Regions from separate parts of the Homo sapiens genome. Here region 1 is linked to region 2. A link is an interaction called in ENCODE POLR2A ChIA-PET data of the cell type or tissue named here. Cell type or tissue: PC-9. All regions are shown on one strand.

Region 1 (5,000 bases), 250 kb before region 2:
CAAAAAACCCAACTTAATAATAATATTAATGTCTCCTGTTTTCATATCCTTTAGTCAATGGCAAGGATCTTCATTGTGACCTCAAAATAATCCCTGAAAATAAACAACAATAATAATAACAATAGCAAAACTGTACTGAGGACATACCAGGCACTACATTGCACATTATACATGTACTATCTCATTTAATCATTAAAACTGCCTTGTTGTTGGGTGTGGTAGCTCACACCTGTAATCCCAGCACTTTTGGAGGCCGAGGTGGGTGGATCGTGAGGTCCAGGCTGGTTCAAGACCAGCCTGGCCAACATGGTCAAACCCCATCTTCACTAAAAATACAAAAATTAGCTGGGTGTGGTGGCGCGTGCCTGTAGTCCCATCCACTTGGGAGGCTGAGGCAGGAGAATCACTTGAACCCGGAAGGCAGAGTGCTAAGATCGCGCCACTGTACTCCAGCCTAGGTGACAAGTGTGAAATTCTGCCAAAAGAAAACAAAAACAAAAACAAACAAACAAAAAAAAACTGCCTTATTTGTCAGGGGCCATTACTTGGTCCACTTTGCATTTCCTCCACCATCCAGGCCCACTTTAGAGCTGAAGAACTGAGGCTTAGGAAGGCTAAATTTTCCCAAGTTCGCTCAGCCAATAAATGGCAAAACTAGGATTCAAAGCAGGCTGTCTAGAGTCCAAGCTCTTAATCACCGTGCTAGGATCCCCTCCCATTTTGCAGCCTTGGAAATGGGTTTGAAGAGGCTAAATGGCCCAAAGTAGCATTAACAGTAGTAACAGCAGTAAGAGCAAGGGCTTCGGAGTCAGACAAACCTGGGCTTGAGTCTGGCTTAGCCCCTTCCTAGCTAGCGGATCTGGGCAAATTATGTAATCCTCCTGACTCCCAGTTTCTTCATCTGTACAACAGGGATACTAATCCCCATCTCTGTCCAACCATGACTGTGAGAGTAGAGATTCTAACACTGGCCTAAGTGTTAATTGTTTAACATTTCTTGATCAATTCCCCTATCCCATTCCTCAAGGTCAAAAAGCCTTGAAAGCCAAAACCTGAATCCAGAAGAGATGAAGATGGGCTCCAGGCCCAGACATTCCATAACCTTGTTGTGTGATCTTGGCCAAGTCACTTTTCTATCTCAGGCCTCACGTGATGCTCCAGAATTCCTCTCTGGCCCCACAGCTGAAAGACATCTCTTCTGTGATTTTCTGACTGCTAATCTGACACTGCAAACCCCAGGGGCAAGAGTTCTGCCTCTTCTCTACTGCAGCCTATCTGAAGGAAGTGATCAGCTCAATTGGGAACTGTTGATTTGCTACAGTGATTCTCACTGTGCATTGGTGATTGGGGGCTACTGTCAGAATATCATGGGGGAAGGGCATGTGCGGCAATTCTAAACAGTGTGAAAAAAGCCTCCTAGGAGGCTCTGGTAGGTCTGAACCTTGAAAATCTCTGCCCTGGGGGTATTTGGATGGGTTTTTGGGAGTCCACATCCCATGAAACAGAATGTATATTTTTGGGATCACAAATCCTTTGAAAATTTAATAAAAGCTATGGATCTTCTTCTAAGAAACAGACAGGTTCCCATGAAACTTTGTATATAATCTTCAGGGCTTTGTGGACCCTCTGCAGCCCATCCACGTACCCTTACTTTCTGTTCTCCTATATTAGAGATACAGATTGATCATTGCCACTCCCTATGAATTGCCCATTGTCCATCAATGCTGGGGATGTTACTGCTCATGGCTGATATGAGCTCCTTGGAGACTGGAAAGCACAGGTACATGCAACCCACAGGGACAAAGAGAAGAGGTTAAACCCCAGTGCTCAGGCTGCCCTGAGCAGAGCTAGGTCACCAATTTAAAAGTTCTGGAATCCACATTTCAGGAAGATATCTCCCCCCATCCCTCTCATGCCCAGCAGCCACCTTACCTTCCCAGCACCAATCACCTTCTCCGCAGCATAGACTGCCTGGCTGCATCGGGGGCAGCGCTCGGAGCCACCAATCTTCTGGGCAAATTTGGATGCATTGGGGTTGGTGGTGGGCCTGTGGCCAGGGGCTCTGCATGGAGAAGGGCATGGGGTGAGGTGACTTACACTGTAAGTACAGGTGGGGCTGGCACTGAGAGGGCATGACCCTACCTTCATCTCATGCCAGAGCAGCGCGCAATTCTCTCTGCCAAAGTCACAAAGGCTAGGGCCTCTAGGGTCATCTCCCATTTTACAGATGGACAAACCAAGCCTCAGCACAATGTTATTTCCATTGTAACATCATACTTCCCTCGGTCACCCAGTTAACCCCAGAATCATTTAACACCCCATTTGCTAAGAATTGCCCTCCTCTGCCCCTCATTCCTGCAGCTGGTCTATTATCAGATTCTTTACAGGAGAAATCTGCTGATGAATCATTCCCACTGGGGCAATGACCTTGGCTGAAACTTGGTAATTCATCCATCATTTCCGTCCACCCCCCAGGCCGAGGAGCAAGCCAGGCTGACTGCCAACAGCCACCATTTACCCAGAGGCCAGGGAGTGCCGTGGGGTGAGGGGGGTGTGGTGGGGCTGATGACACCCTATGGCATTTCGAAGAAAGGGAAATGACTTCTTCTCAGTAGTGAGAGATAGCAGGGCTGAGACAGTGAGGCTGGTGTGGCAACGGTGCTGCCCTGAGCCCCTGATCTGGCTCCGACACTCACTAGCCGTGGGACCCCAGGCAAGTCACTGAGCCTGGGCTGGATTTTCTCATCTATAAAAAGAGGAGGCAACATGGTGAAACCCTGTCTCTACAAAATACAGAATTAGCTGGGTGTGGTGGCACATGCCTGTACTCCCAGCTACTCGGGAGCCTGAGGCAAGAGGATCACTTGAGCCCAAGAAGCAGAGGCTGCAGTGAGCCAAGATTGTACCACTGCACTCCAGCCTGGGTGACAGAGCAAGACTCCCTTTCAAAAAAAAACAAAAAAAGAGGAAATTGGACTAAGTGATTCTTGGGGCCCCTCCCAGCTCTGACTCTCATACAAATATAGAATGCACGCTCCTTGCAGGGAGGAGCCCAGCCTGTTTTAGTCCCTGCTGCATCCCCAGCTCCTGCAGCAGCCTGACACATAGACACTGCTCTGTGACTGCCTTTTAAATAACTGGTTTTCTGAGCCTTCCATTGCTTACCCAAAAATGGTTGTAAATACACATGAGGCCTAATACAGGGTGGGGGAGAGAGCTCAAGAAAAAGGTTGGGAGGGGATCTTTTACTCACTCCTCGTGCTTGATACCCAGCGACTCCCCCTTGTCAGTGCTGAGGGTGCCTGCGCCCTGCCCGTAGCCATAGCCTTTGGGCCCATACTTCTTGCCGTAGCAGGACTTGCAGTAAATCTCCTCACCATGCACGGCCACAGTGGTACTGTCCAGATTCTTCTTGCAGACCACTGTGGAGGGGAAGGGGAAGCGGACGCATTGAGTTGAAGCTGGGGTGACCTTCTTGCTCATTGCAAGCTTCTTACAGCTGAAGCTCTCTGGCCTCTTTGCATACATAATATCCTGATCTTTCAGGAACTGTCTACAAATGGAGGCAGGCGGGATGGCCAATGGGTGGGAGGACAGAGGGATGGGATCTGCATATCCGACTCTAGAAATGCTGGCCAACACCAATTCCTCTTCCAGGAATCCATATGTGTCTCCTTTGGTCCTCTGCACCCCTAAACTTCCTCAGGCTGCAGTGCAACACAGGGTTCAGAGGCAACAGCCTAGGCTGACCCCAAGCCACAGGACGCCTGTTGAGGTTCCTCACTCTGCCCTCAACAGAGACCATATGTCCCAATGGGGGAGGAGGAAAAAGAAAAGAAGGGCAGTTTTCCTGCCTTCAACAGTGGAATCCAGAAGAGACTATCTGTGCATGTTGGCAGGGAGCCAACGGGGGGAGATGCAGGTGATGTGATACCCCATAAGAAATGTTTAACATTTATTAAGTGCCCAACATGGTGGGCTTTGAAATGGGATGCAGCTCATGCTAATCACAAGAGGATTTGAAGTTTCTAATCTCAGAAATCACTTTACCACAGGAAGAAGTGAGGGTCAGACACAGAAGAACTTCCTGACTCCTGGGGTAAGAGAGAGTGGAACGGAAGGAACTAGGGATTGCAATGGTCTGAGCTGGAAAGGCTGTGGGCCTCATATTTCGTCCTGTTAATCTCAGAGGGGAGCTATGCCCAGCTATCCAGAATAAAACAGTTTGGGCTGGGTGCAGTGGCTCATGCCTGTAGTTCCAGCAGTGGGAAGCCAAGGCTGGAGGATTACTTGAGCCCAGGAGTTTGAGATCAGCCTGGGGAAGATGGCATAACCCTGTCTCTATTTATTTAAAAATAAATAAATAAATAAAACTTTTAAAAATAAAAATAAAGTTAAAGCAGTTCAGAGCCTGGGGTCATGAAGAGTCAGACTGCCCAGAATCAAATCCCAGCTCTCTCCCTTTCCAGCCATTTGCAAGTTTTTTTTGCCTTTCCAGCCTCTGTGTCCTCATTTGTAAATGAACATAATAATGTCTGCCCCAAAAGCTGGTGGTGAGAATCAAATGAGATCTGACATGTGAAGTACTTGGCATAATACCCTGCATACAACAAATGCATAATAAATGTTGGCTACTCTTATTAGTATTATATAAAGTTAGTACCATCGGGAGACAAGGAAGTGGGAGGGACAGGCCCCAGCTTCAAGAGATCATTGCTTCTAACTTTCACATACTCCTCTCAAGAGATTCAACTGCATTCTTTTTCTTTACTTGTCCTGTAATCCTAATTCGGTTTGATCATATTCCTTAAATATTGGAGTTCAGCATCTCAGTTGGACGCATCCTCAAACATGTCCTGAACATAGAAACCGAGGGATACCACTGGAGAAGCCACGCCTTTTACCACCCTCGGAGAAGCTCTCAGCTCCTTTCCTTGCAACTGCCATCCTCTTGCCTTTAAAGGGTCCATCCCTCTGCCAGCTCCTCTCTCACCCTAAGC
Region 2 (5,000 bases):
TGGGACCCAACCATAGACACTTAGCCCCTTCCAGGAGCCAAGAGTGAGAACTGGAGGAAGCAAGGGTGAGGGCAGCAGGCTAATTCCCCCCACAGGGCTCCTTTCTCTGGAACCAGGAGAGTGAAGTTACCAGGAGGACCCTCAGGGGGGAGGAACCCAATGGGAGGACCCTGCTACTGGATCCCACTGTTTTTTTCCTAACCGGTCAGTTGAAAATGCATCCTGGATAAAGACACAGATCCTTGGGTGGCGTGAGCTGTTGTTTCTCTCCCACAATCTTCCCCCAGCAAGCACACCTCACCTAATCTGTGGTCTCCTGAATGCTGGAGAGATGTTAGGCCCCACCCCCTGAGGTTGTTAGGACATCGGAAGGTCGCGCCATCCTACTTGGCTCCCGGCTGTGAGCAGAAGGGTCGTGAGCCAACCTGTGGTAATATGCACCCCTATCGGACCTTCGTTTCCCACCACATCCCTCCACGGACCTTGTTTTAGGCAATGCACTGACCCATGCTCCGATTTTTAGAAATTTCTAAAAGCCTGGAAAGGAGCCAGGAGGAGGCCGGGAGGAAGCCCTCTATGGAGAAGGTTCTGCCCAGGCCTCCCCAACTCCTTACCCACCCGTGCCCCAGAGAGAAGTGGCTCGCTGCTCACACCCCCTCCTGCCAGTGCAGCGCGAGTAAGAGCGCCCAAGGGACCACAGCTGGCATCCCAGGGGTTAATTTCGGAGCAGCCCAGGTGGAGGTCGAGCCCCCAGCCCCGTCGGCACCTCCAGGCTTCCGAGGCCACCGGAACGGAGGAGGCTTCGGTGGCTCTTTGTCTACCTGCTCTGGGTGTTAAAGAGCCCGCTCGCAGCCTGCATCGCCGGGGCTCGGGACAGAAGTCAGCGGCGGGGAAATGGGGCTCTGTCACTTTAAGTACAGCTGGAGCCGTAAGTACAAGCCCTGGTGGTGGGGAGAAAAGGGAGCGGAGGGCAGGCGAGGGTTAGGTTTCCGACCCTCCGCGTGGCCCACAGCTCATACCTTTTCGGGTGTCCCCGGGTGTCAGGCGAGAGCGGTCCTGGGGGGCGCTGGGTGCCCACCCGGTGAATGGCCGCCTGAGCCGGGGAAGATGCTTCATCTGCCCCTGCCCAGATCCGGAAGAACGGTGAATTTCCCCCGCAGGTAAGCGCCCCCACCCCCCTGGCCTCACCGCCAGACCGCAGAGCTGGGGTCGGGTTTGTGGCACCCCCAGCCCCGCCGCAGCCCCCCAGTTCCGCCGCAGCTGCAGTCTCAGGGGCAGTGGGTGTGGGGTCCGCAAGAAGGAGGGTCTTGGCCGCGCTCGCTTTTCCGCCAGAGAGGAGTGCCTGCGCCGCCGGAGCCTCCGAGCTCCTGGACGTTTGGCTTACGGGCATCTGGGGCTGGGAGTGGGTGTGTGGAGGGCTCTAGGGAGTGGAAAGGGAAGGAAAGGAGCTTAGGCGCCCAGGAGACCTGGACGGAGCTGAGACAATAGCGCAACTTGATTGAACTTCGATGGTTGCGGCTGTGGCGCGTGGGGGCCCGGCCTGTGAGGGTCGGGGGTCCTGGGGACCAGGCGGGTGGAAGGAGGAGGGGCTTGCAGCCCCAGGTCGGCCCTGCCAAGGTCACCCTAGTTCCGGAAGCTCCGGGGGTCGTCCTGGGGTGAAAGGAGGTGGTGGGAGGCGGAAGGATGAAACGGGGGAGGGAGGGGACGTTGAATTTGTGACCGTACTGCTGGCTGGATACTTCCGAGAGAGAGTGAAGCCTGGTGCTCTACCCTGGGAAGGGGTGAAAAATCGGAGAGCCGGGTAATTTGGGGAGACGCACAGTGAGGGACTGGTCGTGTAAGGTGAGGGCAAGGCACAGAGGCTCCTTCATAAAGGGGAAGTGAGTGTAACCACAGCTGGCCCTGGGACTCTCTGAGCTGACTTGGAAACTGCACTTCCAAGGGAGAATTAGGAAATTCCACCGGCCTGAGAAAGGGGGCTGGGGTTTCTGGGATTTTTTAGCGGGGTGGGCAGGGGAGGCTTCCCATCTCACTATTCTCACCCCATATACACTCTCCTTCCCCTCAGCCTCCCGCAGACCTGGGAAGTTGGAGGTTGGGCCCTATGCCTGGTGCTGTGGCCACTCCCACCTCAAATCTCAGGCAGCCCAGACCTGCACCCTGTAACATGCTCCTGCGTCCTCATATTGCTCGAAGGGAGCCCCAAGTACCCTCCAGGGGCTCAATTACAACTGTGCACACAAAGGTCTAGGGTAAAAGCAAAGAATTGGGCAAGGCCTGAAACGAGAGGCATCTTCTGCCTCCGTTCCTGCCCTGCAAGACCATGGGCACCAGGAGCCCCTTGGAAGCCAGAGGCCCGCTGACTCCAAACTTTTTTCCCCTACCACAGTATGACAGAATGCAGCCCTGAAGCCCCCCTGGAATGTGACTTGGGTCCTTGGGGTCACTTTGCCAAAATGGCTGGTAGGTATGGTGGTGTCATAAAAGGAACCAGTTTATGAGCAGAGAATAAACCCATGTAGGGACCTCTTACTTCAGGTGAGATCCTGGGCTGAGTCCTGGACAGCTCACTGGGCCCTGGAGAAGGTGAAGGGAAGGAACTGTTCATAACCTCCTCTCCTCCCTCCACCTCTGCCACCCCAACTAGAGCCTACTTCAGATCCACATAGGGTGTGCCCAAGGAAAATTATAATTGCCACCCAAACAATATTTGCACTGCCTCTACTCTTAAATTCTTTGCTTCCCCAATGCCTGGAGGGTGTGCAAGTCCTCTAAGTGACCCCAATGCCCTTTCTCTGAGCCTATCACTCTTTCCTTCCTACTCAACAGCCTTTCTAGGCTACCTCATTCTTTCTTTTGAATTGATATTCTCCCCGCCTCCTTCCTTTACCCAACTCCATCTCATGGGAACCTGCCCTTATAAAGAGAGCTTAGTGCCCTATCCTGGGGCCATAGCTATTGAATACTCACCTAGCTCATTACCAGAAACAGACTTCTGGGCAGGTGTGCCAGGGCGGGTACCTGTCTGCCATAGCCCAGGTTGAGGAGCAGGTCATGTTACACCTACCCAGCCTACTAGGGTGGAGCTGGGTTAGGCCTGTGGTTTCCTTTCCATCCAAGCCCAAGACTTTCAGGTCAATTGCTATTGGTAGGCAAGGAGACAGGGGATGTTGTAAAGTGGAGGTCATTCCTCGAATTGCCACACTTCACATATAAAATTTAACTAGCCTGGCTCCAATTCACAGAGGGGGAGCTTAGCCCAAGCCTTTGCTCTGGGGAGGGCTCAAAACTTTCCCTGTAAATGATGTTAGGCTGAGGCCAGCAGGGATCAAAGAGATGCTTACCCTCCAGAATCAGGTTTCCCTTAAACTCCAAAGGAGGCAGCACTGGGAAGATGTGAGGGTATTTGGGTGAATGACTTAATTGGCCCTCAGGTATCTCCATGACCAGCTCTTGATGAGTGAGCTGTGATCAGTCCATGGCCTCTTCATTGTTTCAGAGCAGATGTATTTCTTCTCTGGATGCCTGGGATTCTTCCATCTATCATGGAAGCCTGTGCCCACAAGCACTGTTCTTGCGTATCTCAAACATTATGGTCTCTCCTGGAGACTCCTTCTCTTCCTGTCCCAGCAAACACTGTTCTTCAGTGTCTTCCAAGCATGAAGTCCAGGCATCTATCCCATTCAGCACTCCTAGACTCCCTCCTGGAAAGAACCCTTAGCTAGAGCCTGGGGATCAGTGGGAACAAGACTCGCTCACTACGGTTGCCTCACTCAACCCACAGAGACTCCCTGGGGCAGAGGGCTTCGGCTTGGCACAAACTCAGCCTCTGTGAGAGGACAGAATACCTAGGGACAGCCAAGCCAATGAGCTGCTTCTCGTTAGAGGATTTTATGGGACTAGGCACACACACCGCAGGCAAACCACACTTGCTGGATTAACCTCTTCCTGCAAAGCCCCTGCCCTGAGCTTGGGAGGAATGAGGGAGGGACTTAATCAGCAGAAGGCATCTTAATAGGGGGGACAGTCCGTGTCTAACATCTCAGCTAATCACCTTTTCTCATTTTAACATGAGGCTGTAAAACACAAGCCATACTAAGTGCTTTGTAACCATTTTTTCATTTAATCTTCACAACAACCGTATGAGGTATATATTATTATCATCCCATTTCACAGATGAAGAAACTGAGGCACAAGGAGGTTAAGTAAGCATACTAAAGATCACAGTAGTGGGATTTGTCCTCATACCTAGGTCTGTCTGACTCTAAAGCCAACCCCTAACTACTATGCTATAAGGAGACTATTCTTACCAATACCAGTTGAGGCCCCAGGAGTACTAAATGCTGAAGATGCAGAAGTTGAGAGTAATTGGAGGACTCAGCAAAGGTTTAGAGTTGGCCTGCGACTTTAGTTGGAATGAGGTGAAAATTATAATTGCCACCCAACCAGTGGGGAGTGGGAAGATTACTAAACTTGGAGTCAGCTGACCTGATTTAGAACTCACTCCACTACTAATTAGCTTTGTGACCTTACAGAGATTGCATAGCCTCTAGCCTCAGTTTTCCTCTCTATAAAATGGGTATAGCTCCTGACTGATCTACCTTACTGGGATGTAATGACAATGAGAAAATGTGAAGAGCAGAATGCTTTAAACATGTGGGCTTTGATAAGTGGAATTATGACCACGTGAAGTCATTCCCAGAAGCAAGAGTCTCTCCCAAATTCTTTAGATTTTTTTTTTAGCATCTTTTTCTTCCGTCTTACTAGGACTCTAATGAGGATGCCTATGAGTATAATACATGGAACAGTTCCCAGCTTAGAATATATCTCTGATTTTTACTTAAATTCGTCATTGCCCATATTCAGGTTTCTATTCAGTCCAAATTATATGCTAATGAGGATGGCATATTTATACATTCCTGGTTCGGATAGCAATTTACATAAAAATAGACCACTTTTTAAAACTTAAAAGATGATTTTTTTTGTTTTTTTGAGATGGA

Evidence for each region. Peaks named below come from ENCODE experiments on the same cell type or tissue, not always from the same donor. Only the 100,000 strongest peaks of a DNase experiment are listed, where the experiment ranks them.
Region 1: POLR2A ChIA-PET joins it to region 2 with 8 read pairs; 3 of 35 experiments call an interaction of 5 or more read pairs at or near these places.

The regions. Positions count from the first base shown.
Region 1 is chr1:201,486,923-201,491,922 of GRCh38, forward strand. CSRP1 (cysteine and glycine rich protein 1) reads right to left here. Exons shown (of 6, transcript NM_004078.3): 3 at 3,254-3,422; 4 at 1,933-2,062. Among named protein-coding and RNA genes, the nearest start is that of CSRP1, 18 kb to the right of the region's middle. In PC-9, no CTCF peak of the experiment used is centred here; a DNase peak (open chromatin) is centred at 2,459; H3K27ac peaks cover 931 bases.
Region 2 is chr1:201,738,917-201,743,916 of GRCh38, forward strand. All of the region lies in intron 7 of NAV1 (neuron navigator 1), which reads left to right. All of the region lies in intron 2 of IPO9-AS1 (IPO9 antisense RNA 1), which reads right to left. All of the region lies in intron 1 of LOC124904483 (a long non-coding RNA gene), which reads right to left. Among named protein-coding and RNA genes, the nearest start is that of MIR5191, 22 kb to the left of the region's middle. RefSeq lists a silencer at 1,842-1,941. In PC-9, no CTCF peak of the experiment used is centred here; DNase peaks (open chromatin) are centred at 895, 2,825 and 3,035; H3K4me3 peaks cover 2,893 bases; H3K27ac peaks cover 373 bases.